Regions from separate parts of the Homo sapiens genome. Here regions 1, 2, 4, 5, 6 and 7 are each linked to region 3. Evidence: chromatin contacts called from ENCODE Hi-C or POLR2A ChIA-PET data. All regions are on one chromosome and are shown on one strand. The core of a region is the stretch at or near the end of the contact, and the rest is flanking DNA. Distances in the headings are between cores, read along the strand shown.

Region 1 (3,810 bases), core at 182-2,681, 360 kb after region 3:
GGGTTACAGGCGTCTGCCACCACGCCTGGCTATTTTTTTGTATTTTTAGTAGAGATGGGGTTTTACCATGTTGCTCAGGCTGGTCTCGCACTCCAGACCTCAGGTGATCCACCCGCCTCGGCCTCCCAAAGTGCTGGGATTACAGGCACGAGCCACCGCGCCCGGCCGCCTTTTTTTTTTTTTTTTTTTTTTTGGAGACAGAGTCTTGCTCTGTGGCCCAGGCTGGAGTGCAGGGGCACAATTTCAGCTCACTGCAATCTCTGCCTCCTGGGTTCAAGCAATTCTCTTGCCTCAGCCTCCCCAGTAGTAGCTGGGACTACAGGCGCCTGTCACCATGCCCGGCTAATTTTTATATTTTTAGTAGAGACGAGGTTTCACTGTTGGCCAGGCTGGTCTCGAACTCCTGACCTCGTGATCCACCCGCCTTGGCCTCCCAAAGTGCTGGGATTACAGGTGTGAGCCACCGTGCCCGGCGAAGGTTTTTTTATAGTGCATAGAAAAAGTTCTTCATCTATCTTTATAAAACATAGGACTCGGTACATGGGTACCGTAATTTACTTAACCGGCCTCTTATTCACAGACTATTGGTCTATTCCTGATATTCTGCCATACACTCTGTAGCCACCTGTGCTAACTTCATACACACACATTGCTTACATGTGACCACTGATTTTTGTTTTTTACTCTAACATCTCTAAGGCTAGAGGCAAGTTGGGGTGGTAACAGTCTCTTGTGGGTACACAACTTGTCCATGGGCAGTTTGATGGCCCACAAAATGGAGGCTTTTGCTTAAATCTGTGAATCTGTGTCATTGCCGAACCTAAATGTTGTCTCAGTGCTGCCAAAGCATTCTCAGCTTTTCTGTAGGACACTGGTCAGCCCCAGTGCACACCAACCCAGTCCATGTGAACGGTGCCTGTCAGGTGCAGCCACCAGATGGGCAAGCTGCCACTCGGCCCCAAGCCCCTGCACCCACCGGCCTTGACACTCTGACCAGAGGACATTCCTCTTGCGGGGCCTGAACTGTCATCCCCGCTCATCTTCTGGGTGGTGTTTATGCTCTTGCCCACAAGGGCCCTTTCCTTTGGCCCTTTGGAGGCCTCCGGCTCCCTGGCCAGTCCCTCCTCCTCTCCTGTTTTCTGGGTTGTCGTCAGGTGTCTGAAGATTCATAAGCTGATTCTGAAGGCTGATCTCCTCACCTAAAATAGCAAGCTCAGCTGACTGCAGGGCTTGGCCTCTCAAGGCATGCACAATAAGGGTCTTGGCTGCAGCCAATTTCCTGCCCCCTCCCCACCACCCAACCTCAGCCCCAGGACCAGAAGTTTTCTGTCCTTCCTATTTTATTCCGTAGAGGTCTCAACTTTCAGTTTCATTATGAGACAGAAATGAGTGACGTCTCCTGAAGGGCTCTCTGATGACTGACTGGGGATAAGTACCCACCCCTCCAAGCCTTCTATCACCACTGCAAAAAACTCACAGTGGGCAGTGACTGCACATTCATCAGCAGACAGACATCCATCCATCCAGAGAACCAGGGCTGTCCCCCAGGCTGGGTTCAGGGGCTGGGGAGAAGCAAACTGAGAAGCCAAGGCAGGGCCTAGAACTCTGGGAAGACCAGGAAAGCACAAACCATGGCTTTAATAAACAATAAAATAGATTTAAGAGCTATTTCTGGCCGGGCGTGGTGGCTCACACCTGAAATTCCAGCACTTTGGGAGGCCAAAGGGGGGCGGATCGCCTGAGGTCGGGAGTTTGAGACCAGCCTGACCAACATGGAGAAACCCCGTCTCTACTAAAAATACAAAATTAGCTGGATGTGGTGGAGCATGCCTGTAATCCCAGCTACTTAGGAGGCTGAGGCAGGAGAATCGCTTAAAGCTGGGAGGCGGAGGTTGCGGTGAGCTAAGATCACGCCATCGCACTCCAGCCTGGGCAATGAGTGAAACTCCCTCTCAAAAAAAAAAAAAAAAAGGAGCTGTTTCAATCCACTGGGACGGATTTCTTTCTATTCTCTCTGCATCAGATGGAGCAGAGCTTCCAGATGGGGGTTAATATGAGCTGTCACTTCTCACTTGGCATCGCATATTCTTTACTCACTTTCCTTTTTTTTTTTTTTTTTTGAGATGGGGTCTCACTCTGTCACCCAGGCTGTAGTGCAGTGTGCGATCATGGCTCCCCACAGCCTTGAACTCCTGGGCTCAAGGGATCCTCCCACCTCAGCCTCCTGAGTAGCTGGGAGTACCTGGGACTATAGATGCGTGCCACCATGCCTGGCTAATTTTTTAATTTGTTTGTAGAGATGTGGTCTCCCTGTGGTGCCCAGCCTGGTCTTAAACTCCAGTCCTCACGTGATCCTCCTGCCTGGGCCTCCCAAAGTGCTGGGGTTGTAGGTGTGAGCTACCATGCCCAGCACACCACTTTTCTTTGCTATCCCCCCATCCCTCTTTCAGTTTCTTAAGCTTTTCACCTCAGGACCTTTGAACACACTTTCTCCCTGGGCCTGAAAGTCTGCTTCTCCTGCTGGCCAACTCCTATCCATCCTTTGTGAATGTCATTTCTGGTGGGAAACAATCCTGCACCCCCTGCCCTGGGTTGGGTCTCCCTCCTGTGTTGTTCCTTTCCTTCCATATCCTAAATGTATTTCCATGTAATTTATTTAATCCATCATTTATTCATGTTCTGTTTGTAAACGTCATGAGGACAGGGACCACACCCCCAGTACCCGCTATGTTATTACATTGTCTGGAAATGAGAGTTAAAACACTGAGCGTGAGAAGTGCTGGGGACATGGAAACCCCGGTGCTAAGGTGTTTTCCTTGAGCTCCTGCATCCAGTTTCTGAGATAGTGCATCCCAGTCCTATTTTTGTCCCAGAGGGCCCCTTGGGGTCCTCCATTGTCATCCTTAGTTACTGACCCCAGGAATCTGGTCCTCTTTCTGCACGCCGGCTTGCCCCTAGAACTTCTCAGTCCACTCTCCTGGGTGCTTGCATCCCCTTTCGGTCTTTTTCATCTCTGCTCTGGTTGTCTTTTCTTTATCCCACGCTGGCGCCCACCCAGGAGGCCTCTTTTCCTCCAGTCTTAGTCAGCTCATCATCCTGACAATAACTGCGTTTAAAGATCCATTATTTTCATTTGCATGTAAAAGGTCATCCTTTTGGCCCCCGGACAATCTGTTTCTTGTATTACAACTTTAAAAATATTTATGACTCCTGAATTTACATTTTAACACAGACCTCGCCAGGTTCTGTGTTTGGGGGATGGAGTCACCCAAATCTCACCATTTGCGCTGGGGGTGAAGAGATGCCGCCTAGGAGGCTGCTCTGGCATACCTATAGAACAGTTTCAGATGCAAATTGATGTTCTTGGTTGAATGGGGGTGGCAAGGGCCATACGCACAGGCATGCACAGACCCCAGTCCTTAATCTTCGTCCCACAGAGACAGACCCTGACCTCATCCCCTGCTTGGCCAAGAAGCTGGGGAAATATCAGGGGGGGTCTTTGGTCGATTTTTTTTTTTTTTTTTTTTTTTTAGAGACAGGGTTTCACCATGTTGGCCAAGCTGGTCTCGAACTCCTGACCTTGTGATTTGCCTGCCTCGGACTTCCAAAGTGCTAGGATTACAGGTGTGAGCCACCGAGCCTGGCCTATGGTCGATCTTATTCCAAGCCCTGTTTGGGGTTGTTTTGAAGGCGGAGATGGCCCTGTTCCCCATCTGGACCCACTTCCTCCATGGCAGCCATCAGTTGAACTTTTGCAGATCTCTAGGGTAATTTACCCTCAGCTTGGAACTTCCTGGTGTATCCCTGTCC
Region 2 (4,352 bases), core at 1,705-4,204, 380 kb after region 3:
TCATATAACAATCATATATGCAGCACTTTAAACCACTGGTAACTCTGCTATACTCTGTTATAGGTTGTGCATAGCATATAATTCATGATATTGGTGTGAAGAAAGGGATGTTTTAATGAAAATACCTCTCAAATGTTTGTGTAGCCATAGATGATCTTTAATTCTGAAAACCTCTCCTGTCTCCAATTCTGAGGTCATAATCCACCTGTCTCTTCAGGCATCTTTCTGTTGAGGTTTAGTTTTGCAGTCACTAAAAGATGCCTTTGTCCTGTTTTTCTGCCCTGCAGATTTTCAGGTTCTGAACACAAGCCCAGTTTCTGCTTCTGATGATCATTTTCAATAGAGCATAAAAAACAGAGCCATGTTCCACGTTTTTACGGCCTCTGCACTTGGCAAAATATTCTTCCCGAATGGCCTCACGTGTGCTCCCTATCATCACGCCTTTTCAGCTAGGCAACGCTCAGAGTCACACCTGAGTGGAGGCCGACGCCCCTTTGGAGGCGACTCCAGCCATAAAAAGTCCTGCTTGGAGCTGGTTTTAGCCACAGAGGGCCAATAAATGGCCCCTTCTGAATGAGGTGCCCCTGCACCTCTGCAGAGCCTGCTGCCAGCCTCCAGGATCTAACTGGGCTCTGATTCACCGCTCCCAACCCCACATCCAGGTAAGTGTGCCCAGCTCTTGTCTCTGCTTCCACCTCAAGATCTGAGTCTCCACTCCCCAGAACCCGGCAGGTTCTGCCTGACAAGGACCTGCAGTCCTCTGCCAGCTGCCACACCCTTGCCAAGGTGTGACTTGGAGTCCTGGAGCCACCTTCGGAGATGTGAAAATTAGCTCCTACTTTTAGCTAAAGCGTTTGGAAAGAAAAGCTTGATCTTTAGCTTTGACCTGGTCTTTAAAAAAACCCTTCAAGGGGAACATCACACACCAGGGCCTGTCGGGGGGGTCGGGGCTGGGGGAGGGATAGCATTAGGAGAAATACCTAATGTAAATGATGTGTTGATGGGTGCAGCAAACCAACATGGCACAGGTATACCTATGTATCAAACCTGCACATTGTGCACATGTACCCTAGAACTTAAAGTATAAAAAAAACCCACAAAAAACCCTTCACATGATTTACTTTCAGAATTGGTGGTTTCCCTTTGTGCGGCGCTGGAATCAATCTTGTTTCTCCTTATTACTTGCGGTGCATTCTGCTTCCTCTAACTTTCAAAAAATTAGTGTTAAACTCTTTTTTTTTTTTTTGAGACAAAATCTCACTCTGTCATCCAGACTGGAGTGCAATGGTGCAATCTCAGCTCACTGCAACCTCCACCTCCAGGGTTCAAGCAATTCTCCTGCCTCAGCCTCCCAAGTAGCTGGGATTACAGGTGCGCACCACCACACCTAATTTTTGTATTTTAGTAGGGGCTGGTCTCGAACCCCTTCCATTGTGATCCACCTGCCTCGGCCTCCCAAAGTGCTGGGATTACAGGCATGCACCACTGAGCCCAGCCTAGTCTTGAACTCTTGATGAGGGAATCCCTGACCCCTCTGTGTTTTCACTTTGGGATTTCTTCCTGTTTATTAAATGAATGACCTTGGTACTTTTTGGAGAAAATGACAAAAAGGAGCATCAAGGCTCCAGATGTATGGGAGCTGCAGAACTGAAACTGCCGTGGGCTTTTGGGGGTAGATTTGGGGTCTTGGGGGTAGATTTGAGTGGGACTGGGGAGGAGTGGGGTGCAATCGAGTCTTTAGACCATGCATGTGACATGGAGGTCCCTGGTGTAGCCTCCCATGTCTGCATTTCTAATTGGCTTGGATGAGGCATCCCAATAGTTACTTCTAAGAATAGTCATGGCTAATATTTATCAAGAGCTTTCTATGTGGCAGGTACTTTGCATGTGTTTTTCCTTTAATTCTGACAATGGACCCTCTGTGGTGGGTGCTTTTATTATCCACATTTTCAGATGAGGAAACTGAAGTATAGAGAGTTGAAACAACTTGGTCGAGGCCCCACTGCTACAGTGCTAAGGCCAGCTACAAAGCGAGGTCTGACTCTGACCGTCCTGGGTACAGGAGCCTTGTCTGCTCCACTTGTCCCTTGGAGCGTTGTTCTTGCTGGTCCTCTTCACACCCCAGCTCTTGTCTCCTACCTCCTGCCCCCTCTACTGTCCTGTCCCCGCATCCCTGATTTCCCCCCTAAAACATATATTTTATTATAGCTACTTTTTACTCTCTGTCTAATGGGTTGCCCCACAGTCCACAATCACATTTTGAGGAAGGAGAACTTCCCAGAGTTCATGAACAGATTTTGGAGTGCCTCTTTGCGGTGCTTGTTTCCAAAACCAACATGCTGTGGACCTTTCAAAGACACAGTACACACAAACACACACACACCCTCCCTCCAACACAAATAAACCCACATGCGGCCGGGCATGGTGGCTCACGCCTGTAATTCCAGCACTTTGGGAGGCCGAGGTGGGCGGATCACCTGAGGTCAGGAGTTCGAGAGCAGCCTGACCAACATGGTGAAACCCCATTTCTACTAAAAATACAAAAAATCAGTGGGGCATGGTGGCGCACGCCTGCAATCCCAGCTACTCGGGAGGCTGAGGCAGGAGAACTGCTTGAACCCGGGAGGCGGAGGCTGCAGTGAGCTGAGATTGCGCCATTGCACTCCAGCTTGGGCAACAAGAGTGAAACTCTGTCTACAAAAAAAAAAAAAAAAAAAAAAAAACAAACCCCACATGCACATAAACCGAAACACACACGAACACACAAACACCCACATGAACATGCGCACAAGCCCCCCACATCAAACTCAGATGCACACAGCAAGCATGCATGTAAGCCACACACTTGCCACTCTGGCTGCCTCAGCACTGCAGAGCCCCTCTCCCCGGCCTCTAGTTGGATCCCTGGTGCACACTGGAGGGAAATAAAACCTACCCCAACAGGAAGTGAAACAGTTGGTGAGCTTTTCCGGTGCTCTGCACAGATGCTGGGGCGCTGAGCAAACAGCCCTCAGTTTCTGGAGCTGTTCCGAGGTAACTGGGGTCCTTTGGGAGCTGTGGGATGATGAGGTTCAGGAGGTAGCTGGGAAGTCCGGAGCTTGGGCTTGATCCACCTGCACCTCTCCCTGTCTCCATCTGAGCTGGGTCTGAGACTCTCAGTGGAGGAGTAACAGGCTTTCTCCCAACAGGCTTTTGAAAATGGGCCCAAGGGCATTTACTCAGGACCACAGATGCATGTGGCCTACTCCACTGTCACCAGGCTGGAGTGTGGTGGCACGATCTCGGCTCTCTGCAACTTCTGCCTCTCGAGTTCAAGCCATTCTTGTGCCTCAGCCTCCCTAATAGCTGTGATTACAGGCACCCACCACCACGCCCGGCTAATTTTTGTATTTTTAGTAGAGACGGGGTTTCACCGTGTTGGCCAGGCTGGTCTTGAACGACTGACGTCAGGTGATCTGCCTGCCTCGGCCTTCCAAAGGGCTGGGATCACAGGCAGAGCCACCACACCCAGCCTCCTTTCTTCTTAGTCTGGAAGCAAACTACTTTATGAAGTTTTCATGCATCCTCTTTTAAAAGTAAAAGGAAAATCTTGTGGAGGAGAGAAGATGAAGTAGATATAGCAATAAATTGTGAATAAGGATTGTTTTTACTAGTATTCAACCAGGCAGGTCTTGACCACCATTAGATAAACTTCTGTCTGGCAGCCTGGAAAAGTTCACAGTTGCTGGGACACAAATGCTTTTGGGGTCCTTCTTGGAGAGGATGGAGTTGAAGATTTGGGAGCTTGATGGCCTTTGTTATGTGTCACCAGGGAGACAGGGACAAGGGGCGGGGCTGTTGATGGAGAATGTGGCATGGGGTAGGTGGGATGGTGACATAGAAGTCACCGTGCTCCTGCCCTAGAGATTTTAGTAGCAGGCAAACACCGTGGTCAAAAAAGAGAGTCAAGGACTTAATGAAGTTAAAGGGGTTCTGCTGACGTCCAGCACTCTGATTTTGGGGGTACAGCTTCTGCCATAACTGCATATTGCTGATACTAGTTCCTTCTTAAAATTTTCTTTGCTATCTGATGTACTACAGAATAACTGAGCTGGGAAGAATCTTGGATATTAAAATGATTTAATGAGTAGCAAACTTTCCATTTTTGTCATATCCTTGCACCTCTATTTACTTAATATTTTTCTTTAACTTAAAAATTTTTCAACAAAAACAATAATAGTTACGATATCATGGGTTTGATGTGCTAATACATGTTTTAAAATTACCTATCTGTCAACATAACCCCTATCCATTTGTGAGCCACCTAAGATTGTATTTATGCCACTGATGATATTCATGCTGCACTTGGAAAA
Region 3 (4,354 bases), core at 1,189-3,688:
CTTGGCTCACTGCAACCTCTGCCTCCCAGGTTCAAGCGATTTTCCTGCCTTAGCCTCCTGAGTAGCTGGGACTACAGGCGCCTGCCACCACGCCCAGCTAATTTTTTTGTATTTTTAGTAGAGATGGGGTTTCACTGTGTTAGCCAGGATGGTCTCGATCTCCTGACCTCGTGATCTGCCCGCTCGGCCTCCCAAAGTGCTGGGATTACAGGCGTGAGCCACCATGCCTGGTGCCTTGGACACATTTTGAAGTTAGCTGATTATCACACTTAGGAATGTAAGACCTAGATTTGAGTCCTATCTTGGCCTTTTGCTACTATGGGACCTGGAGACTGAATTCATCATATGTAAAATAGGATCATTGCTTTTTGCTTTTTTGTTTCATGCAGTGAAGAAAAAAAGATGAGATAGTACATGTGAAAATGCTCTGTAAATGGAAAAAGTATATAAACTCATAAGATATGCTGTCAGAGTTGGGTTAGATTCCTGATTCTGCCACTTACTACCTGGGTAATCTTGGACTCGTTTATTCAGTTTCATTGAGTGGTGTCGTCCATTTAGTGTTGCTATAACAGAATACCCGAGGCTGGGTAATTCATGGAGAAAAGAGGTTTATTTGGTTCATGATTCTCATGGCTGGAAAGTTCAAGATTGGACAGCTGCATCTGGTGAGGGCCTCAGGCTGCTTCCACTCATGGCAGAAGGTGGAAGGGGAGTGGGTGTGTGCATAGAGACCACATGGCGAGAGAGGAGGCCAGAGAGCCTAGGGAACCAGACTCCCTATCATACCAGCCCACCCTCTGCTCACAGTCGAGTCCTGCCGGAGCTAGAATCCAGGCCCTCGCCACAGTTCATTGCCTCGGGATCTGCCCTTGAGCCCTGAACACCTCCTACTATGCTCCACCTCCCAACACTGCCACATTGAGAATCAAATTTCACCATTAGTTTCTGAGGGAACAGACTCAAACCATAGTAGTGAGCCCTGATTCCCTTATCTGTAAATTGACGTATTAGCACTAACCTCATAGCATTTTTTATCTTATTTATTTATTTATTTATTTTTTGAGACAGAGTCTCACTCTCACCCAGGCTGGAGTGCAGTGGCACGACCTCGGCTCACTGCAAGCTCCACCTCCCAGGTTCACACCATTCTCCTGCCTTAGCCTCCCGATTAGCTGGGACTACAGGCACCCGCCACCATGCCTCGCTAATTTTTTTTGTATTTTTAGTAGAGACGGGGTTTCACCTTGTTAGCCAGGATTGTCTCAATCTCCTGATGTCGTGATCTGCCCACCTCGGCCTCTCAAAGAGCTGGGATTACAGGCGTGAGCCACCGCACCCAGCCTCTTTTTTTGTTGTTGTTGTTGTATTTTGAGTAAGGGTCTCTTTCTGTCACCCAAGCTGGAGTGCAGTGGTGTGATCTCGGCTTGCTGCAACCTCTGCCTCCTGGGTTCAAGCAATTCTCCTGCCTCAGTCTCTCAAGTAGCTGGGACTACAGGCACGCCCCACCATGCCCAGCTAATTTTTGTATTTTTAGTGGAGACAGGCTTTCGCCATGTTGGCCAGGCTGGCCTCAAACTTGAGTTTGGGAGCACCTCGGCCTCCCAAAGTGCTGGGATTACAGGGGTGAGCTACCACGCCCGGCCAGCAGTGGCATCTTTTATCAGACACACATGCAGTCGTGATAGGGCCTCATCAGTAATGAGCAGGATTGGGCTTAAGAAAACATTCAGATGAGGATTGAGTGATTTGCAAACTGAGATGAAATCCTCTCTTTTTCATTTTGTTGGGGAGGGCTGGCTGTGATAATTAAAACAGGTTTTGTAACATAAAATCAAATTGACACAGGCTGGGCGCGGTGACTCACTCCTGTAATCCCAACACTTGTGGAGGCAGAGGTGGGCGGATCACCTGAGGTCAGGAGTTCAAGACCAGCCTGGCCAACATGGTGAAACCCCGTCTCTACAACAATACAAAAATTAGCCAGGCGTGATGGCAGGTGCCTGTAATCCCAGCTACTGGGGAGGCTGACGCAGGAGAATTGCTTGAACTCGGGAGGCAGAGGTTGCAGTGAGCCAAGATCGCACCATTGCACTCCTGCCTGGGCAACAGAGCGAGTCTCAAAAAAAACAAAACAAATTGACACATAGTGTCACTTGGTAAATGACAGTTATTGAGATGAATACAGTCAGTTCTCTGTATCTTTGGGGTCCACACCTGTGAATTCAACCAACTTTTTCTTTTCACTCCCTAAACACTACGGTATAACAACCATTTACATCGTATTAGCTATTTTAAGTGCTGTAGACATGATTTGCAATATAGGGGAGGATGTGTGATGGTTGTATGCAAATACTACGCTGTTTCATATAATGGACATCTAGGCGGGGACTGGGGTTTCCTGAAACCAACTGTGCGTTACATCTTCAGAAGCTTTTTCAGTTCCTTTCAAGCCTGTTGCTTAGGTTGCGCAGTCTACACACCAAGACAAGGGCATTCCTCTGCGGGAGTAAAGGGTACCATGTATCTTTCTCAAGTCTTTGAAAATGATTATTTCCTGTGCTTTTTTTTTTGCAGAGCTGGTGGAGTTGAGATCTATAATGGAGATCGTAAAATAAAGGTTTCCAACACCCTGGAAAGCCGGCTGGATCTCATAGCCCAGCAGGTGAGTGTGGGGGTACTTCTTGGTAGTTGGTCTGCTGTTACTTTGAAGTGGGACAGAGAACACGTGTCCATTCACTGGTATTTGGGATTTGTTGCTGTCTTTCCAGTTTTGGACATTTTCTCAAAAAGAATGAGAATTGGGCATGTAGTAGCATTTGCTGAGGTGGTAACATTTACATGAGGGTGAATTTGGGGTCAGAACAAGTGTTTTGTTGACCTAGGATTCGAATATGTACATTTTACTACATGTAAGGTGCTGACAAGTTCTTTCTCTAACAGGAGTGATGGGAACTAAAGCAAATACTTGTGTTTTTTTGTTTTGTTTTGCTTTTTTGAGATGGAGTTTCACTCTTTTTTGCGCAGGCTGGAGTGCAGTCTTGGCTCACTGCAACTTCCACCTCCCAGGTTCAAGCGATTCTCCTGCTTCAGCCTCCCGAGTAGCTGGGATTACAGGCACCTGCCACCACACCCGGCTAATTTTGTATTTTTAGTAGAGACGGGGTTTCACCATGTTGGCCAGGCTGTTATCAAATTCCTGACCTCAGGTGATCCACCCGCCTTGGCCTCCCAAAGTGCTGGGATTACAGGTGTGAGCCACCGTGCTCAGACACAAATACTTATTTAAAGGAATTATCATAAAGCTGCTGGCTTTTCAGATGTTTCCAGATTTGTACACAGGAACTCTAGGAAACAAGCCAGGAAAATTCCATTTGTTCTAAAATGCTGGGCATCTTCTAGACTTCTAGTGGGAGTCTATTGCTGTGGCTGCCAACCTAGTTATTCCCTGACCTAGATATGCAGTTTACTGTTTATGCAGATACTTGTCTTATAACTAAAGCACTTTCACCTTGATTTTTTCATATTCTGGTAACTTAAACCTCAGAACATTGTTTCCTAGTAGCCACTGTCCCATCCAGTATCATAGCCACTACTCACTTACGGATATTTAATTAAACCGAAAAATTCAGTTTCTCAGCACACAATAACCATCTGTAGCTAGGACTGCCCTGTTGGACAGCCGAGCCTTGGAAGTCCAGGGTTAAGTTCTCCTAAGGATTCATCAGTGGCTGTAGCAAGTGCTTCCAGCCTAAGCTGGCATTGGAAGTGTTCTTTGCAGCTGCTGTGGCCATAGTAGGCACTCAGTAAATGTTTGTTGAAGAAAGAGTGTAGGTGACCCAGCATATTGTGGTGAGATGATTATGATGAGTTAAGTCTGAGATAGTAGTGACTTTAGGTTTTTTTTTGTTTTGTTTTTTTTTAATGTGTCCCTTTTGTAAGCAGTCTGAACCCCAGATTTGGGATGAGTTAAGTTTCTCACCAAGGAATGTGTTACTTGCTTCAGGGAAGGAGAGGGTGGCTTTGATGTGCGTGGCTTTGTGAGTCCTTCCCAGCCACATAGAGGTTCATGGCTTTCCACCTGTGGTTAAGATGTGCAGCACTCTGGCCAGGCTTGGTGGCTCACGCCTGTAATCCCAGCACTGTGGGAGGCCGAGGCGGGTGGATCACGAGGTCAGGAGATCGAGACCATCCCGGCTAACATGGTGAAACCCCGTCTCTACTAAAAATACAAAAAAATTAGCCAGGCATGGTGGCAAGCACCTGTAGTCCCATCTACTTGGGAGGCTGAGGCAGGAGAATGGCGTGAGCTTGCAATGAGCGGAGATGCGCCACTGCACTCCAGCCTGGGCGA
Region 4 (3,965 bases), core at 447-2,946, 440 kb after region 3:
ACGGGTTTCGCCATGTTGGCCAGGCTGGTCTTGAACTCCTGATCTCAGATGATCCGCCTGACTTGGCCTCCCAAAGTGCTGGGATTACAGGTGTGAGCCACCGCGCCTGGCTATGCTTTTGAGGAGCCGATTGTCAAAAAAAACTGTGGGCATGTTTAAAAGCCATCATACCAAGAAATTTCTAATGACTAAATCAGTTTCTAGGTAGTTTAATAGAAGGAAGGGATTAGGAACATTGCAATCCTAGAGAGCTATGTCCCCTGGCAGGGTTTAAGTGTCGGGCTATTGTGAGTTTGACTGACTTGAATTAGTCTTCCAAATTCTGATTAGCTGTAGTTGAACTGAATTAAGATCTTGCCCTTCAAAGCTGAGGACCAAAGGACACCGCTAACTACTTCTTCATTTTATTATTATTATTATTATTTTTTTTTTTTTCAAGACGGAGTCTCACTCCGTCACCCAGGCTGGAGTGCATTGGCGCAATCTCGGCTCACTGCAACTTCTGCTGCCTGGGTTCAAGCGATTCTCCTGCCTCAGCCTCCCGAGTAGCTGGGACTTGAGGCGCCTGCCACCGCGCCTGGCTAATTTTTGCAGTTTTCAGCAGAGACGGGGTTTCACCATCTTGGCTAGGTGGTCTTGAACCCCTGACCTCCTGATCCACTCGCCTCAGTCTCCCAAAGTGCTGGGATTACAGGTGTGAGCCACCGCACCCGGCCCTATTTTATTATTTTTAAAATAGAGAAGGGGTCTCCCTATGTTGCCCAGGCTGGTCTGGAACTCCTGGACTCAAGTTTTCCTCCCACCTTGACCTTCCAAAGTTCTGGGATTACAGGGGTGAGCCACCGCACCCTGGCCTGCTAATGTGTGAGCTAGTGCAGTCTCTGTCCATATCCTCGACTCCCTCTCTGCTAGTGCTAAGTACATTGTAGGGTCCCGCGTTTTTAGCATAGCTATACCTATGAATGGGCCAAAGAATCTGAGGGCATCCTACACATTTCAAACGGTGGGAATGGAGACCTCTTTCCTCCAGCAGAATCTCCCCTCATGACCGGGGGACTACCAGATCCAGCTCTGCTAAGGGCCTCCACGGACGGAGTCGGCTACCTCTCCACTTTCAGTGACCGAAATCCATTCTTTGTTCATTCACCCTTGTGTCTACTCCGGGAAACGCGCAGCGGACACAGTCGTGTTCCCTAAGTGTTTGCTGACTTAGTCATCTGGCCCTCTCTGGAGTAGTCATTTTGTACCTTGTACTACATTCGTGCCTCTACCTCTCCGCAGTGCGCGCGGGGGCGGACTCACGTGCGCAGTCTCCCTATGCGCTGGGAGGGCGTCAGCAGGTTTACAGAAACAATGAAAGACTTAACAATTGGCGCGCGACGAGCGTCCCTTGACTGGCAGGGGCCCAGAGGACCTGAACATCACTAAGGGTCTGCCCCAGCGGCCCGGCCCTGAAGTCAAGGTTGAGACCCCCGGCCCAGACAGTCCGCGAAGCTGAGGGAGGCCGGCCTGGGGCCTGCCGCGCAATGTTACCGGGATCCGCAGGCACAGGGCGATAGTACGGACGCCGCCGCCCAGGCCGTGCCCATTGTGCGCCGCGGCCAGCTCACCGCGATCTCGGTCTAGGAGGCGGCGGGACCCCGCACTTCTTCCTTGCAACGGAGCCCCTTTGGCCTGCGGGTCGAGTTCCATAGGCGCCCGACGGGCTCCGCGCGCTTACAGGACTACAACTCCCGTGATGCCGCGCGCGCCGACCGCTGATTGGCTGTGCAGCGGACGGACTCGCGGGGGGGGGGGGCCGCACGCCGTGCACGTGCGCACGGCGACGGCCGGATGGCTGCGTGGGGCTGTGTGGCTGCGCTCGGCGCGGCGCGTGGGCTTTGCTGGCGGGCGGCGCGCGCGGCTGCGGGGCTCCAGGGCCGCCCCGCCCGCAGGTGCTATGCTGTGGGCCCCGCTCAGGTGAGGACGTCCGGGTTCTGGCCGAGCCACTCGCCACTCAGGGCCGGAGGCGGGGCGGGGAGCCGCGGGGAAGGAGGGGCGGCCGGGCTGGTATCCCAGCCTCCTGGGAACTGCCTGGACCGTCGTCGCGCCCGAGTGCATCGCGTTCTTGCTGGAGGGCGGATGCGCCCTGCCTTCCTCTGACTCGCTGGCGGCCTCGGAAACGCTACTCCCGCGGGAGAGCGCTCGTGGGACGGCCTGGGCCAGGCTGCTTGTCAGCCCCTGCGCTTCCCGGCAGTTTCCGCGTCCCTGTTTTCCCTGCGCGTCTTCTGATTTCCACCATGAGGACGTTTGGGTCGTGATTTTCATCTGCATGTGGAGGAAACTGGGCCGCGCGCCGGGAGCCGCGCCTGCGGGTGCTCCGCCCCCAAGTGCCTGTGGGTTTGGTGCGGGCCTTGGGTTCAGTTCAGCTCGCTGTGACCTCGACTGAGCGCTGGAGGCTCCGCGGGCGGGAGCAGGAGGGCTGGAGCCGGCGCCTGCTGTGTGCCCGGCGCGGTAGTGATGTGTGAGCCTCCCCGCAACTTCTGAGAAGGTGTGACCTTGTGTGGTCAGGAAGCCGAAGCTTGACGAGTTTTCAAGTACGTTTTCTCAGGTCCTGCAGCTGGGAGACGGCACAGGACACTAAACCAGGTTGGTCAGATCCACGGCTCTCACGCTCCCTTGGGCCGTTTTGCCTTTTCTGGAAAAAGGAATCACTTTGTCTTCTAAACGCACAAGTAATATTTTACATTAACATACGGATTTCACAGTAATCCTTGCATTTTTTTTTTTTAGACGGCATCTCTGTCACCAGGTTGGAGTGCAGTGGCGCAATCTCTGCTCACTGCAACCTCCGCCTCCCGGGTTCAAGCGATTCTTCTGTCTCAGCCTCCCGAGTAGCTGGGATTACAGGCACCCGCCACCACATCCGGCTAATTTTTGTATTTTTAGTAGAGACAGGGTTTCACCATGTTGGCCAGGCTGGTCTCGAACTTTTGACCTCAGATGATCCTCACATCTTGGCCTCCCAGAGTGGTGAGATTACAGGCATGAGCCAGTGCACCCGGCCAAATTACTTGCATGAAAAAAACACATAGTGCTTACTTTGTGCCAGGCACTATTCTAAGTACTTCACAGTTATTCGTATAATCTTTATAACAACTCCGAGGAAAGTACTATTATTAGTCTTCCCATTTTATAGATGGAGCAGAGGCACAGAGAGGTTAAGCAGCTTACCCAAGGGCACACAGCTGGTAAGTGGCAGAATCTGGAACTCAGGTAGTCTGGTGCCAGAGTCTAAGCTCTTAACAGCTGTATTATTTTTATGATTTTTAAATATGGAGCAGCTAAGGTTCAAAGCAGCTGAGTGACTTGGCCAGTGTCACATAGCTAGACGTGACCAAGGTGGAAGTTTGAAATTAGAATATGTTGATAAAAGGACTTACAAACTGTCAGGATATAAATATAAGGAAATATCGCCCTTATTTATAACTGTTGTATTGGCTCTAGCATCTCTGCAGAGTCCCGAAATGTCTCCAAGTGACTCTTCCGGTAGAGCAGAAAAAGAAGAATGCAGGATGACAGAGTTTGAGCACGAGCTTTAGAATTGAATCCTGTGCAGTCTGTTAGCGGCTTCACTTAAGGCAATTTACATAGCTTTCCAAGCTCAGTTTCCCCATCTATGTAATGGATCTATTACTTGTAATCCCAGCTACTCGGGAGGCTGAGGCAGGAGAAGCCCTTGAACCTGGGAGGGAGGTTGCGGTGAGCGGAGATCGGGCCATTGCACTCCAGCCCGGGCAACAGATCCTGACTCTTATCAAAAAAAAAAAAAAAGAAAATTAACCTTAGTTTAACTTTCTTGCTTTACCAAGTTTTTAATTTTTAAAATTTTTTACTCTTTTGTAATAGCACTTAGTTTAAAACACAACACATTGTACAGCTGTACTAAATATATCTTCATTTATATCATTGTTCCATAGCTTTTT
Region 5 (4,119 bases), core at 81-2,580, 370 kb before region 3:
AGGGTTCTGTCTGAGAATGATGAAGCTGGCAGCAGATGGCAGATCCTGCATGGCATGGAGTTACCTCCGACTCCTCTCTAGTTCATGTGTGTTGACTCTTCATTGCCTGTGTGCCCTGTGGCCCAGTATTATTTCTTCTGGTCCTGGGAACAGCTGTCTACATGGAAGTCCCACGGTGGTTGGTCCCGTGGTGGTTGGTCAGACCACCCTCGAGTGCAGTGTAGTGAAAAGGCATAGAATGTGGAGGTTGGAGACCTGGATTTTTGACTCCTGGCTTTATAGCTTACTAGTTGGACAAGTGATCTGACCTTTCTTAATTCTATTTTCCCCCTTATCTGTAACTTGCAGATAATTATAACTACTTACAGGGTGGTTTCTGGATTAAGATGATAGCAGATATCAGTAGAGAGGCTACTTAGTGTTCACGGTTCCAGGCTTCCTGGGATCAGGTGTCAGCTCTTACTGTGTGACTTGGGGCAAGTTACGTAGCCTCTCTGTCTCCTTTTTCTTGTCTATCACATGAGGCTGATCGCTGTATTAAATACTTAACTCACAGTGACAATCAGTATATCAGTAGTAAGTGATGAATACACTATAGCTGCAGTTATTCCTGGGGGCCTCATCTTCATCAGCACCATTATTTCAGTCCTTGGGATGAATGGAGTCAGTGCTTTCTCTAAGGTAGGAGACCAAAGCATGAAGACTCTCTGATGTGTGGTAAGAAATGGTCTCTAATCATTGTGTTAGTGACATGCCTTCAGGACCTCTCTTAAGCATTGAAATTATAGGCACCCTTGTGCCAGTTCCAGGGTCTTTTAGGGGTTCCGGGTATTATTGCAATCCTGTAAAAAGTCATTGCTTTCTGATACAGAAGGACTCTCGCAAGCACAGCCATTCTCAGGCACAGAAATAGTTCCCTTCCTTTTTTTTTTTTTTTTTTTTGGAGACGGGGTCTCACTGTGTTGCCCAGGCTGGTCTCAAACTCTCTTCTTTTTAAATAGAAGGGGAAGGAGGGAAAGGAGAGCAGCGGATGCATGGATTTCCTTTGGCCCAGTTTCCTCCCTCTGTCAGAGGACTTCCTACCGCAGGGAGTGGGAGACACCTGGGGGCAGGCCCGCACCTGCTCTGTGCCCTTTCAGCGATGGCGTTTCTGTTTTGGAGTGTTTGCTTTCCCCTTTTCCCAGACCTCCACCGCGCTTCAGTTTAGCAGTGCGCTTACGGTCAGCAGTGCCATGCGGCTGCTGCTTCTGAAAACCCCCAGCCCTCCTGAACCAGCCAGTGTCCCAGCTGAGCAATTCGGGGTTTTTGTTTTGCTTTGTTTTTTAAAACAAAACTCAAAATCATTGGACCTTATCCTCTGTAGTTGAAGTGAGAGTTACTTTCTGAGGACTGGCTTGTACCAGAAACCAGCTGGTTTTAAGTTGCTGCAGATCTTTAAAGGGACAGCTTATTTGTGGACCAGATTTCCCTACTCACAGAAACTTTCTGTCAGAGGGTTCTAGTGTGGAGGTGGGTTACAGATGGCAGAAATGCCCGAGTTTGATTTTAAATTTTTAATCTTCACGTAGGGTCCAAGTCCTGTGGAGCTAATCTCTGACATCCCCACCCTTGCCCTGTTAGGGTTGGTCAGTGATACATGTGGACGTGTGCTGTGTGCGCAGATAGTGACAGGACCCAAAAGCAGATCATCACATAAGAGTCAGGGCTGTTCGCTGGGGCCTGTGGCGTTGGCAGCAGTGTCCTCAGCCAGCAGCTACTGTGTACATGGCTGGGAGACGGGGCTTTGCATATTTGGCCTCAATCATATAAGGTAAGAATGTGAGGAGAGGGATGTGAGGGAAGAGCCTGGTGCTGTGGAATGCAGGGACAGAGGGCAACAGCAGGCTGGCCTTCTTCCTCTTGAGCTGAGGAGAGGCAGATTTTTTGGGTCTTGATTGGCTCTTTTCTTCATTCTTGTTAGAACACGGAATTCCAGCTCCAGTAGTAACACCATTTTGAATCCTTTGTTTGTAATGTCCTGGAGACTGAGATTAGGAAGCAAACCAACCTTTGTCTGCCTTTGGGGAAGGCCCAGAAGGAAGTCTCTCTGTTATTACCTTAATGGTACCAATTAGTTGGTAACCAATAATGGTTGTTATTGCCATTGTGTTACAAAATTTGCGAGGGTCTCAGATTGTACTGTGTATTATAAATGCAGCAAGAGTAGGGACCACGTCCTTAAAATATGTCCCCACGACCTTGTGCCTATTTGACCCTCAGCTGGTAGCCTGATGGGTAAAGCGGCTCCTTGTCTGCACCAGGGCATCTTACCTTGCAAGGCAATGATCGGCCTGTGGGATTCATGTGGGTGTGGAGTAGGAGGAGACACAGAAGCGACCCTCCTGGCTGGATCAGCATGGGTAGCTGTGTCTTCAGTGAGGCCTGACTATTATCCACTTGCGAAGTTTGTGGTGACTCCTATGGCTTATGGAGCACGTTGATGGGGTGCGGGCTCACAGGAAGAGTCTCACCTCAGTGCCAAGGGGTGTCAGAGATGCTCACTGCCCTCCTCTCCTTGGGGTTGCATGGAGGCAGGATGGCGCTTGGCCGTGGCAGGGTAAGGAACCGGCGACGGAGGCCCATCACGTGTTCACAGCTCTCCTGCGTCAGTGCTTGGGAGATAGGGACTGTCAGGTCCTTAGCCCGCATTTATGTGAAGGCAAGGGGAGCAAAATCATTGTCATTAAAGAATGGAGATGGCTGTCATTTCATCTCACGCCATGGGTGTCCCTAACAGTCTTCCTTTAAACATCCTGTGTCCAGCTTGGGCAACATGTTGAAACCCTGTCTCTACAAAAATACAGAAATTAGCCAGGCGTGATGACACATGCCTGTAGTCCCAGCTACTTGGGAGGCTGAGGTGGGAGGACCACTTGAGCCTGGGAGGCGGCGGGTGCAGCGAGCTGAGATCACCCCACTGCACTACAGTCTGGGCGACAGAGTGAGACCCGTTTCAAAAATAAGTAAGTAAATCTGTGTCTAGGAAGGTTGTAGCTGAAGTTAAATTATTGATTGGAATAGAAGTGTTTCTCGCTGGCTAGGTGTGGTGGCTCACACCTCTAATCTCAGCACTTTGGGAGGCTGAGGCAGGAAGATTGCTTGAAGGTAGGAGTTCGTGACTGCCTGGGCAACATAGTGAGACCCTGTCTCTAAAATTTTTTAAAAAAAAATTTAGCTGGGCATGGTGGTGTGCTCCTGAGGCTAAGGCAGGAGGATCCCTTGAGGCCAGGAGTTCAAAACCAACCTGGGCACCTACAGAAAAACAAGTGTTTGTCACCTTCCTGCCCTTTCACAGGATACAGATAAGAAGGGAGTAACACCAGCAGCTGGTTTTTATGCCGCCCTGTGTAGCTCATTTGCTTCATTTCTGTTCAAAGGGTCCTTGGAAATTGCTTATTCCTAGCACCTAAAACTACACCTGCCATAGTTAGTGCTCCAAATTTGTCGAATAATTTTCCCTTTTTAAATTCTGGTTCCCACTGCTGCAGTTCTAACCCATCCCCTTTTTTCTTGTGCTCGAGCACCCCTGGATGTGGCCTGGCCGCAGTTCCATCTTCCTTGATGCTACCCTCCTGGCTGCAATCAGGCGGTGCTGCTTTGAAGGCTCCTGTCCTCCTCCCAGGTCCCACACCAGCTCTCCTGCCCGGCTCTAAGAGCCCTGGGTCAGCTGCCTGCCTGTGCAGCGCTGCTTCTCTACCTCTGCCCAGCCTGCGAGTGCCTGCTGAGTGCGTGCCTCCGGTGGCACTGTGCTTCCTCTCCCTGAGCGGCCCTCTCTGTTCCTTCCCAGATCCCAGCTCTGTACCCCGACAGCCTGCCTGCCCAGTTGAGGACATGTTTGCTTGTTCGCTTTCGCACTTACGTTAGTTTTCCCCTTGAGTTCCAGGATCTTTAGCTTCTGGAGGGTTGGAATGATGTCTCGCTTTCCTCTCCCAGCAGTCGTCACACGCCATGTGATATGTGCAGTCAGCAAGCACTCGATTGACAGACCTACCCCTCTCTCCAGTCACTGGCCTTGAAAATTATCTGTAAGAAGCACTTTCCTATCTTTGCCTCATTTTGAACCCATTTTTCTGTAAGTCC
Region 6 (3,813 bases), core at 543-3,042, 460 kb before region 3:
GATTTCAGCACACTGCAACCTCCACCTCCCGGGTTCAAGCGATTGTCCTGCCTCAGCCTCCCGAGTAGCTGGGATTACAGGCACCCGCCACCATGCCCAGCTAATTTTTTTTTTTTTTGCATTTTTAGTAGAAACGAGGTTTCACCATGTTGGCTAGGCTGGTCTTGAACTCCTGACCTCCAGTGATCCGCCTGTCTTGGCCTCCCAAAGTGCTGAGATTACAGGTGTGAGCCACCATGTCCAGGCTTCTTCTTCTTTAAAATATATCATAGCATCTACTCCCTTAGAGGAGTTATGTGAAGATTAAATGAGTATGTGTGAAGCGGTTAAAACAGTTCCTTGCACAGCACAATGTAAGTGCTATTCATATTAATTTTTTTTAATTTTTTTGAGACAGGGTCTTGCTTTTTTGCCAAGCCTAGAATGCAGTGGCATGATTGTGGCTCACTGCAGCCTCCACCTCCCCAGGTACAGGTGATCCTCCCACCTCAGGTTTTGGGGGTTTTTTGGTTTTTGTTGTTTCTGTTTTTTTAGTAGAGGGGTTTCACCGCATTGTTCAAGCTGATCTCGAACTCCTGAGCTCAAGCAGTCTGCCTGCCTTGGCCTCCCAAAGTGCTGGGGTTACAGGCATGAGCCGCCGCATCTGCCTGGTATTAATATTAACGTTAAGGGAATCTCCCCTCCCCTCCCTTCCCCTCCCCTCTCCTTTTCTTTTCCGGCGTCTCACTTTGTCACCCAGGCTGGAATGCAGTGGTGCAATCAGCTCACTGCAACCTCCGTCTCCAGGGTTCAAGCAATTCTCCTCCCTCAGCCTCTGAGTAGCTGGGATTACAGGCGTGTGCCACCACACCCAGCTAATTTTTTTGTATTTTTAGTAGAGACGGGTTTCGCCATGTTGGCCAGGCTGGTCTCGAACTCCTGACCTCAGGTGATCCACCCACCTCGGCCTCCCAAAGCGCTGGGATTACAGGTGTGAGCCACTGCACCTGGCCAATCTTTTCTTTTTAATTACAAATAACAAGAGAGAGGATTGGGGGTTAAAACTTTGGGAGAGAAAAGGGAGAAGCCACGTAAGCAGAGAAGAGATGGTTCCAAGAGTCCCCATAGAAACTTGGCCTCAGAGAGGGACAGAGACCCTTCTGCTGCTGAAACAAGGCAGCCTACAGTCCCCAGGGTGTCCTGTCCATCTCCACCATGACTCCTGCCCAGGACCACCCCAGTGCTCAAGCAGGGCAGCCTCACCTGCTTTAGCACAGAAGCCTCCTGTCGGTTTGTTTCTCTGGGGGCCTGATTCCCTGAAGCAGCAGCAGGTTTCCCACCATCTTTATCGCTTTACCTCTGCCCAGGATTGCCACACGCGGTGCATGTGGGGAAGAGCTCATTGGGGAAGATTCTGGCAGAAAGATAACCAGAAAGTTTGCACCAAAACCCAGCCTGACCTCTCTCTCCCCTAAAAATCGGGTGCATAGACTTCCTGTTCCTTGCACAGCATAGTAATCCGTTTTGTTGCTAATATTTACCAGCCTTATCCAACTGTGAGGCCAGGCTTCCTCTGAGGCCTCTGGGACCTACCCCAGCAAACGGGTCCTAGAATCTCCACTGCCTCCCTTAAATGATGGGCTAGGGAGTGACTGGGGAGACGCAGGGTAGAACCCCAAAGACGTCGTCCTCATACTGTTCCAGACAGAAGGAGCCAAGTCTTGATCTGTGCTGGCAAAGTAATTTTTCAAACTGGAATTGCTGGTAAGGCTGCTTCCCTAAAAGGCAACTCAAGTCCTGTCCTCGGCCTGCCTTTCCCTGGAGCCATGGCTCCCTGCCATTGTGCAGACACTTCTCTAGATTCTCTAGGGCACAGGGTTCTTCTAGTCCATTCTCCCCCATCTCAACCCCTTAACTGCCCTCTCAGCTACCCTCAGCCCACTCAGGATAACAATGAACATTTGGAAAACTTCTCTAATAATGCTCTAGAAAAGCAAAAACGGCGCGGTGGCTCTCGCCTGTAATCCCAGCACTTTGGGAGGCTGAGGTAGGCGGATTACTTGAGGTCAGGAGTTCAAGACCAGCCTGGCCAACATGGTGAAACCCTGTCTCTACTAGAAATACAAAAAAAAAAAAAGCCAGGCATGGTGGCGGGTGCCTGTAGTCCCAGCTACTTGGGAGGCTGAGGCAGGAGAATCACTTGAACCCGGGAGGTGGAGGTTGCAGTGAGCCGAGATCGCACCACAGCACTCCAGCCTGGGCGACAGAGGGAGATTCTGTCTTAAAAAAAAAACAAAAAACAAAAAAAGCCGGGGCGCGGTGGCTCACGCCTGTAATCCCAGCACTTTGGGAGGCCGAGGCGGGCGGATCATGAGGTTAGGAGATTGAGACCATCCTGGCTAACACGGTGAAACCCTGTCTCTACTAAAAATACAAAAAAAAAAATAAATTAGCCAGGCAAGGTTGCGCTCGCCTGTAGTCCCAGATATTCAGGAGACAGGTGGGAGGATTGCTTGAGCCCAGGAGATCGAGACTGCAGTGAGCTGTGATTGCGCCATGGCACTCCAGCCTAGGCGACACAGCGAGACCCTATTTCAAAAAATTAAAAGATGGGTTCAGCCGGGAGCAGTGGCTCAAGCCTGTAATCCCAGCACTTTGGGAGGCTGAGGTGGGCGGATCACCTGAGGTCAGGAGTTCAAGACCAGCCTGGACAACATGGTGAAACCCTGTGTCTACTAAAAATACAAAAATTAGCTGGGTGTGGTGGCAGGCACCTGTAATCCCAGCTACTCAGGAGGCTGAGGCAGGAGAATTGCTTGAACCCGGGAAGTGGAGGTTGCAGTGAGCTGAGACCATGCCACTGCACTCCAGCCTGGGCAACAGAGCGAGACTCAGTCCCGGAAAATAAATAAATAAATAAATAAAAAGATGGGCTCATCGAGGACCATGGGTCTCCTTTGCTCTGCTCTCTGCAGAGTAGATTCATTAAACAGAAGGAAAGATGAGGGAAGCACAGCCAGTGCTGAGGCCCCCTCAGGCCTCCTTGGGTTTTCACGCCAGGAATCAGAACCGTGGCTCAGGCCACGTGTCAAAATCACAATTTGCCATCCTTCTCTGCTCTAGGTGCCACCTTTCTCGCAGTCTTCACCTGAGCCTTGAGGTGAATTCTTCCTGTGGGTCCATCTGACTTCCCAGGCAAGAAACAGGAGAGGCTTTTAAAATCGCTATGATTACTTGAACACCTGAAGCACTTGGAATAGGAGGGGAACAGGAAAGGAAATCCGTTAAAGGCACTGTGAGGCAGATAAAACGCGGAGGGCGGAGAGATAACTGGGTGGAAGGCGCTCGTCACAGCAGCGAGCGGCACGTGGTGTTTGCCGAGCTCCCTAAATGGACAGGGGCAGAACGCGTTTCTGTCTGCCTTTGCACGGAAGGAACTAATCCCCTTGGAAAAGGAATGGGTTCTAAGAGGGTCAAAGGAGTTGCTCGAGGCACCGCGTGATTCTGCGGCAGCAAGGGAATGTAAACCAGCTGCGCGCAGGCAGCGCCTCCGTGCCCGTTCTCGTCGGGCGTCGGGCTTCCTGTGTGGTCCGGAATCGGTCTTCTGCTTTCTGGAATCTTAAATGCACTGGCAGATGAGGGGGGGACTTTAGAGCTATGTTCCTTAAATATTCTCAGGCCCTAGAGAAAAAGATTCTTGTTTATTCTCATTAGCTTACTTATGTTTCATAACACCCGCACCTTCTGCCTAACAAAACGTGAGGTGTGACTCCATACACAGAGAACGTCCGGAGCACCGGACGATGTGGGGTGAGATTCCAGGAGGCTATTTGG
Region 7 (4,250 bases), core at 1,070-3,569, 470 kb after region 3:
AAAAATTATTTTTAGAGATGAGGTCTTGCTATCTTGCCCAGGCTGATCTCAAATGTGCCCGGCCAGGTTTTTTGTTTGTTTGTTTATTTTTGGGCACCTCAGGTAGGACTGAAGTGTTTGTTTGTTTGCTTTCCCCCCAGACGGAGTATTGGTGAAACACCATATTGATCAGGCTGGTCTTGAACTCCTGACCTCACCCTGCCCCACATGGGTGGACCCTGGCCCCAACTGGCACCCTGAATGTCTCACACTGTGAGCCTGAGAAGACCGGCTCCAAGAATCAGTGCTCCTAACCATGGCAGCTTTGTTCCTGGGCACTTACCAAAGTGCAACGCTACTGGGGAGCAGAACTCAAGAGTCCAGGCAGAAAACAGCCATTGGTGGCCCCTGCTATGAGTCGATGTTCCCTGGGAGGCTAAGGCATGGGCTAATGGAATGATGATAACACAGAGACCTTTAACTGAGCATGGACTCTGAGCCAGGGACTGGCTCTGTCATCGAAGAGAGATTACACACATGATCTCTCTTCATACTCACAACAATCCCTTAAGGTAGGAGTGAGGTCCTTTTTTTTTTTTTTTTGAGATGGAGTTTTATTCTTGTTGCCCAGGCAGGAGTGCAATGGCACAATCTTGGCTCACTGCAACCTCTGCCTCCCGGGTTCAAGCGATTCTCCTGCCTCAGCCTCCCGAGTAGCTGGGATTACAGGTGCGTGCCACCACCCCTGGCTAATTTTCGTATTATTAGTAGAGGCGGAGTTTCACTGTGTTGGCCAGGCTGGTCTCAAACTCCTGACCTCAGGTGATCTGCCCGCCTCTGCCTCCCAAATTGCTGGGATTATCACCATGCCCGGCTAGTTTTGTACTTTTAGTGGAGATGGGGTTTCTCCATGTTGGTCAGGCTGGTCTCAAACTCCCGACCTCAGGTGATCCGCCCGCCTCGGCCTCCCAAAGTGCTGGGATTACAGGCGTGAGCCACCGCGCCCGGCTGGGGTGGGGTCCTGTTTACAGATCAACATTCTGAGGTGAAATATTCAGGCTAAGACCACAAAGGTGTTAAGTGGCACAGGTGGGATGGCGGCCCCAGAGCTCCTGCCCTCACCACCATGCCAGCTTTCCAAAAGTGGTGTGTGTGGGGGAGGTGGAGATGGTGCAGGTTCTAAATTGTATATTTACCAGGGATTGGCTGTGCAGACTGACCTCCACGGAACTGGAAAAGGCAGGTTTGGCTGAAACGGACTCTTATTTAAGAGGCAGATTTAGGGGCGAGGCCTGACTAACCCCTGCGGCTCCACTGCATACAGCTCCCTCACACTGCATGGTGTTATCACGCTGCAAGCTGTTACCTAGGGGAGATGAGCCCGCAGCAGCAGCTTCAAAGGTCATGAAATCAGGGAGCCCACAGGCCCCACAAGGGTGCAGAGGCCAATAGGGCAGGCAAGCTTTCTGCCTTGTTTTCATGGGGCTGGGAATGGGATGTTTCCATTATTGGTGAACCTCAGATTGTTTTTGAGCCCCAACTGCTCTAGTCATTTCCTTCTCCCTTAAACCCCTAAAGGCAGCACTCTACCTTCTGCCTTCCAGAGTTGCTGCATCGACATCCATCCCCAGCCTTGGATGAGTCCTGGGGTGAGCTGGTGTGCTCTCTCCTGAGACTGTCTACGCAGGGCCACTGACTGCATTCCTTCCTTGGTGTCTCTGTCTACTGTGGTGGGCTGTAACCCTCACCATCATCCCTTTGGAGCCTTTGTTTTCATCCAGGTGCCCACACCTCTAAATGCCCCTTTATTTTACTCTCTGCTAGACACATCTTCCTATTACGTCCCATTCTGCTTTAAAAACCTTTGAGAAGCCCGCTGGGCGGATGCCACTTGCCCAATCTCGTTCCCTCGTCTCTCCTCCCAGGCAGGTGTTTTCAGGGAACTTCTCCATCCGCTGGAATCGGGTCGTCCCTGAGATGGCTCGCGACCCCAGGGCTGGGTACATGGATATTTAGGACTATAGGTCTGGGGCTGCTGCCCGAGCCCTTTTTGCCAACATGGCCTGACTCCTCCACTGGTTTTTAGTGCCTTAGGGAGAGGCGGATGGCCCCATGGGAAGGGCGCTGGACGGAGGGTGGAGGCGAAGCTGCCCACTGCCTGCCTCAGAGCTGAGAAGGCCAGGTGCAAAGCCCGCCCTGTAGCTTGAGCCCATCGCTTGGGGGCACCGAAGCCATCTAGGTACTAACGCCCTGCGGTACAGCCGGTGGGATTCCCAGCGACTTCCTTAGGAGTCCGCGCTCCATGGGAGTCCCCCCGCACCGGGTCGCCTCGCCCTGGCGGCTGCCCGCGCCTCCTCCCGCTTCCTCCAGGCCACAGGGCTCCCGACCCGACTGTGACGCACTGCACCCCCGCCCCTTCTCTTCCCGTTGATCCAGCGCGCCGCGCTTTCTCCTCCTCTGGTCTCGCTGCTTCCTCTCCCCCTCGAATCCAGTCCTGGTTTCCCCGCCGCCAGCCTCCCTCCCTCCCGGCGGGACTCGCTCCCCGCCCCGCCCCGCCCCGCCCCCGCCTCGCCTGTCTTCACCGCGGTCCGCTCGGTTCACCGCCTGCCCCCTCTCCCTGCCGCCCGGCCCGGCTCGCCCAGTCCAGTGGCTCCAGTCCGGATCTCGCCGCCGCCCGGCCCAGGTGCGAGTCCCCACTGCTGGGGAGGCGGCGGGCCCCGGCTCCCCTCGGCCGCCTAGCCCGCCTCGCCCGCCCGGGGTTGGCGGGGAGGGAACAGCTGGGCGGCCCCAGAGCCCCTCGGAGGACAATGCGCCCGGCGCTCGGCCACCCTCGCTCGGTCTCCTCCGCGTCCGGTTCCTTCCCGCCGCCCCCGGCAGCCGCCCGGCTGCAGCCCCTCTTCCTCCGCGGGGGCTCCTTCCGCGGCCGGAGAGGCTCCGGCGACAGCAGCACCAGCACCAGCACCAGCCGCGGGGGAGGCGGCGGCAGACGCGGCGGGGGCGGCGGCTCCCCGAGCAGCAGCACGGGCGCCGAGCGCGAGGACGACGACGAGAGCCTCAGCGTCAGCAAGCCGCTGGTGCCCAACGCCGCGCTCCTGGGGCCGCCGGCTCAGGTGGGCGCCCCCGCCGGCCCCGCGCCTGTCGCCTTCTCCTCCTCAGCGGCCACCTCCTCCTCCACCTCCACGCCCACCTCCTCCTGCAGCATGACAGCCGCGGACTTCGGCGGGGGCGCCGCGGCCGGGGCCGTCGGGGGCCCCGGGAGCCGCTCGGCGGGGGGCGCGGGCGGCACCGGGACCGGCAGCGGCGCCTCCTGCTGCCCGTGTTGCTGCTGCTGCGGCTGCCCAGACCGCCCCGGCCGCAGAGGTCGGCGCCGCGGCTGCGCCCCCAGTCCCAGGTGCCGCTGGGGCTACCAGGCGCTGTCCGTGGTGCTGCTGCTGGCGCAGGGCGGCCTGCTGGACCTGTACCTCATCGCCGTCACCGACCTGTACTGGTGCTCCTGGATCGCCACTGACCTGGTGGTGGTGGTGGGCTGGGCCATCTTCTTCGCCAAGAACAGCCGGGGCCGTCGGGGCGGCGCAGCCAGCGGCGCGCACAACCACCACCTGCACCACCACCACGCCGCGCCGCCCCTGCATCTGCCCGCCCCCTCGGCCGCTACCGCTGGGGCCAAGGCACGCGGAGCCCGCGGGGGCGCCGGCGGCGCGGGGGGCGGCCTGGGGGCGGCCGCGGCAGCGGGCGAGTTCGCCTTCGCCTACCTGGCCTGGCTTATCTACTCCATCGCCTTCACTCCCAAGGTGGTGCTGATCCTGGGCACGTCCATCCTAGACCTCATCGAGCTACGCGCGCCCTTCGGCACCACGGGCTTCCGTCTCACCATGGCGCTGTCGGTGCCCCTGCTCTACAGCTTGGTGCGGGCCATCAGCGAGGCGGGCGCGCCCCCGGGATCGGCAGGACCCCTGCTGCTGCAGCCCCAGCGGCACCGCGCGGCCGGATGCTTCCTGGGCACGTGCTTGGACCTGCTCGACAGCTTCACGCTGGTGGAGCTGATGCTGGAGGGCCGCGTGCCGCTGCCCGCGCACCTGCGCTACCTGCTTATCGCCGTCTACTTCCTCACCCTCGCCTCGCCGGTGCTCTGGCTCTACGAGCTCAACGCCGCGGCCGCAGCGGCTGCATCCTGGGGCCAGGCCTCCGGGCCTGGCAGCTGCAGCCGCCTTCTGCGCCTGCTGGGCGGCTGCCTGGTGGACGTGCCCTTGCTGGCGCTGCGCTGCCTCCTG

Evidence for each region. A loop is a pair of places that touch in the nucleus more often than their neighbours do. ChIA-PET counts read pairs that join two places held with the same protein, here RNA polymerase II (POLR2A). Pooled maps may share reads with other maps.
Region 1: a pooled map shows a loop between it and region 3 (4-fold over the local background). The contact joins two enhancer-like sites. A Hi-C loop is called at or near these places in 3 of 50 pooled maps. POLR2A ChIA-PET finds 5 or more read pairs at or near these places in 2 of 52 experiments (OCI-LY7 and activated T-cell).
Region 2: a pooled map shows a loop between it and region 3 (20-fold over the local background). The contact joins the promoter of ADA2 here to the enhancer-like site in region 3. A Hi-C loop is called at or near these places in 6 of 37 single-sample maps with no recorded cell type and 5 of 50 pooled maps. POLR2A ChIA-PET finds 5 or more read pairs at or near these places in 2 of 52 experiments (OCI-LY7 and activated T-cell).
Region 4: a loop to region 3 is called in a pooled map, with 6 times the contacts of the local background. The contact joins the promoter of HDHD5-AS1 here to the enhancer-like site in region 3. A Hi-C loop is called at or near these places in 1 of 37 single-sample maps with no recorded cell type and 4 of 50 pooled maps. POLR2A ChIA-PET finds 5 or more read pairs at or near these places in 3 of 52 experiments (CD8-positive, alpha-beta T cell, OCI-LY7 and WTC11).
Region 5: a pooled map shows a loop between it and region 3 (6-fold over the local background). The contact joins two enhancer-like sites. A Hi-C loop is called at or near these places in 1 of 37 single-sample maps with no recorded cell type and 2 of 50 pooled maps. POLR2A ChIA-PET finds 5 or more read pairs at or near these places in 1 of 52 experiments (Panc1).
Region 6: a map with no recorded cell type shows a loop between it and region 3 (2.1-fold over the local background). The contact joins two enhancer-like sites. A Hi-C loop is called at or near these places in 2 of 37 single-sample maps with no recorded cell type and 2 of 50 pooled maps.
Region 7: a loop to region 3 is called in a pooled map, with 3 times the contacts of the local background. The contact joins the promoter of LINC01664 here to the enhancer-like site in region 3. A Hi-C loop is called at or near these places in 2 of 50 pooled maps. POLR2A ChIA-PET finds 5 or more read pairs at or near these places in 3 of 52 experiments (Caco-2, MCF 10A and WTC11).

Annotation. Positions count from the first base shown.
Region 1 is chr22:17,234,717-17,238,526 of GRCh38, reverse strand. No RefSeq gene overlaps it. Among named protein-coding and RNA genes, the nearest start is that of ADA2, 17 kb to the right of the region's middle. RefSeq lists enhancers at 934-1,023, 1,094-1,143, 2,271-3,196, 3,197-3,810. Within about 2 kb of position 1,431, at least 6 of the 41 ENCODE cell types and tissues checked have a DNase peak (open chromatin) inside an H3K27ac peak, as active enhancers do.
Region 2 is chr22:17,218,037-17,222,388 of GRCh38, reverse strand. It overlaps ADA2 (adenosine deaminase 2), which reads left to right and starts at 2,954. Exons shown (of 10, transcript NM_001282225.2): 1 at 2,954-3,033. RefSeq lists enhancers at 3,167-3,296, 3,307-3,376, 3,217-3,577.
Region 3 is chr22:17,592,840-17,597,193 of GRCh38, reverse strand. ATP6V1E1 (ATPase H+ transporting V1 subunit E1) reads left to right here. Exons shown (of 9, transcript NM_001696.4): 8 at 2,578-2,665. Among named protein-coding and RNA genes, the nearest start is that of SLC25A18, 32 kb to the right of the region's middle. Within about 2 kb of position 2,438, at least 4 of the 41 ENCODE cell types and tissues checked have a DNase peak (open chromatin) inside an H3K27ac peak, as active enhancers do; they include OCI-LY7, where a contact is called at or near this core.
Region 4 is chr22:17,157,120-17,161,084 of GRCh38, reverse strand. It overlaps HDHD5-AS1 (HDHD5 antisense RNA 1), which reads right to left and starts at 1,696. Exons shown (of 2, transcript NR_024483.1): 1 at 1,248-1,696. HDHD5 (haloacid dehalogenase like hydrolase domain containing 5) reads left to right here and starts at 1,808. Exons shown (of 8, transcript NM_033070.3): 1 at 1,808-1,959. The coding sequence starts at 1,834. RefSeq lists a silencer at 1,797-2,126.
Region 5 is chr22:17,962,007-17,966,125 of GRCh38, reverse strand. All of the region lies in intron 1 of MICAL3 (microtubule associated monooxygenase, calponin and LIM domain containing 3), which reads left to right. Among named protein-coding and RNA genes, the nearest start is that of MIR648, 17 kb to the left of the region's middle. Within about 2 kb of position 1,330, at least 3 of the 41 ENCODE cell types and tissues checked have a DNase peak (open chromatin) inside an H3K27ac peak, as active enhancers do.
Region 6 is chr22:18,048,215-18,052,027 of GRCh38, reverse strand. No RefSeq gene overlaps it. Among named protein-coding and RNA genes, the nearest start is that of LINC01634, 21 kb to the right of the region's middle. Within about 2 kb of position 1,792, at least 2 of the 41 ENCODE cell types and tissues checked have a DNase peak (open chromatin) inside an H3K27ac peak, as active enhancers do.
Region 7 is chr22:17,119,664-17,123,913 of GRCh38, reverse strand. LINC01664 (long intergenic non-protein coding RNA 1664) reads right to left here and starts at 2,319. Exons shown (of 4, transcript NR_103793.1): 1 at 1,875-2,319. TMEM121B (transmembrane protein 121B) reads left to right here and starts at 2,554. Exons shown (of 1, transcript NM_031890.4): 1 at 2,554-4,250. The coding sequence starts at 2,787. RefSeq lists an enhancer at 1,596-2,127 and a silencer at 2,713-2,842.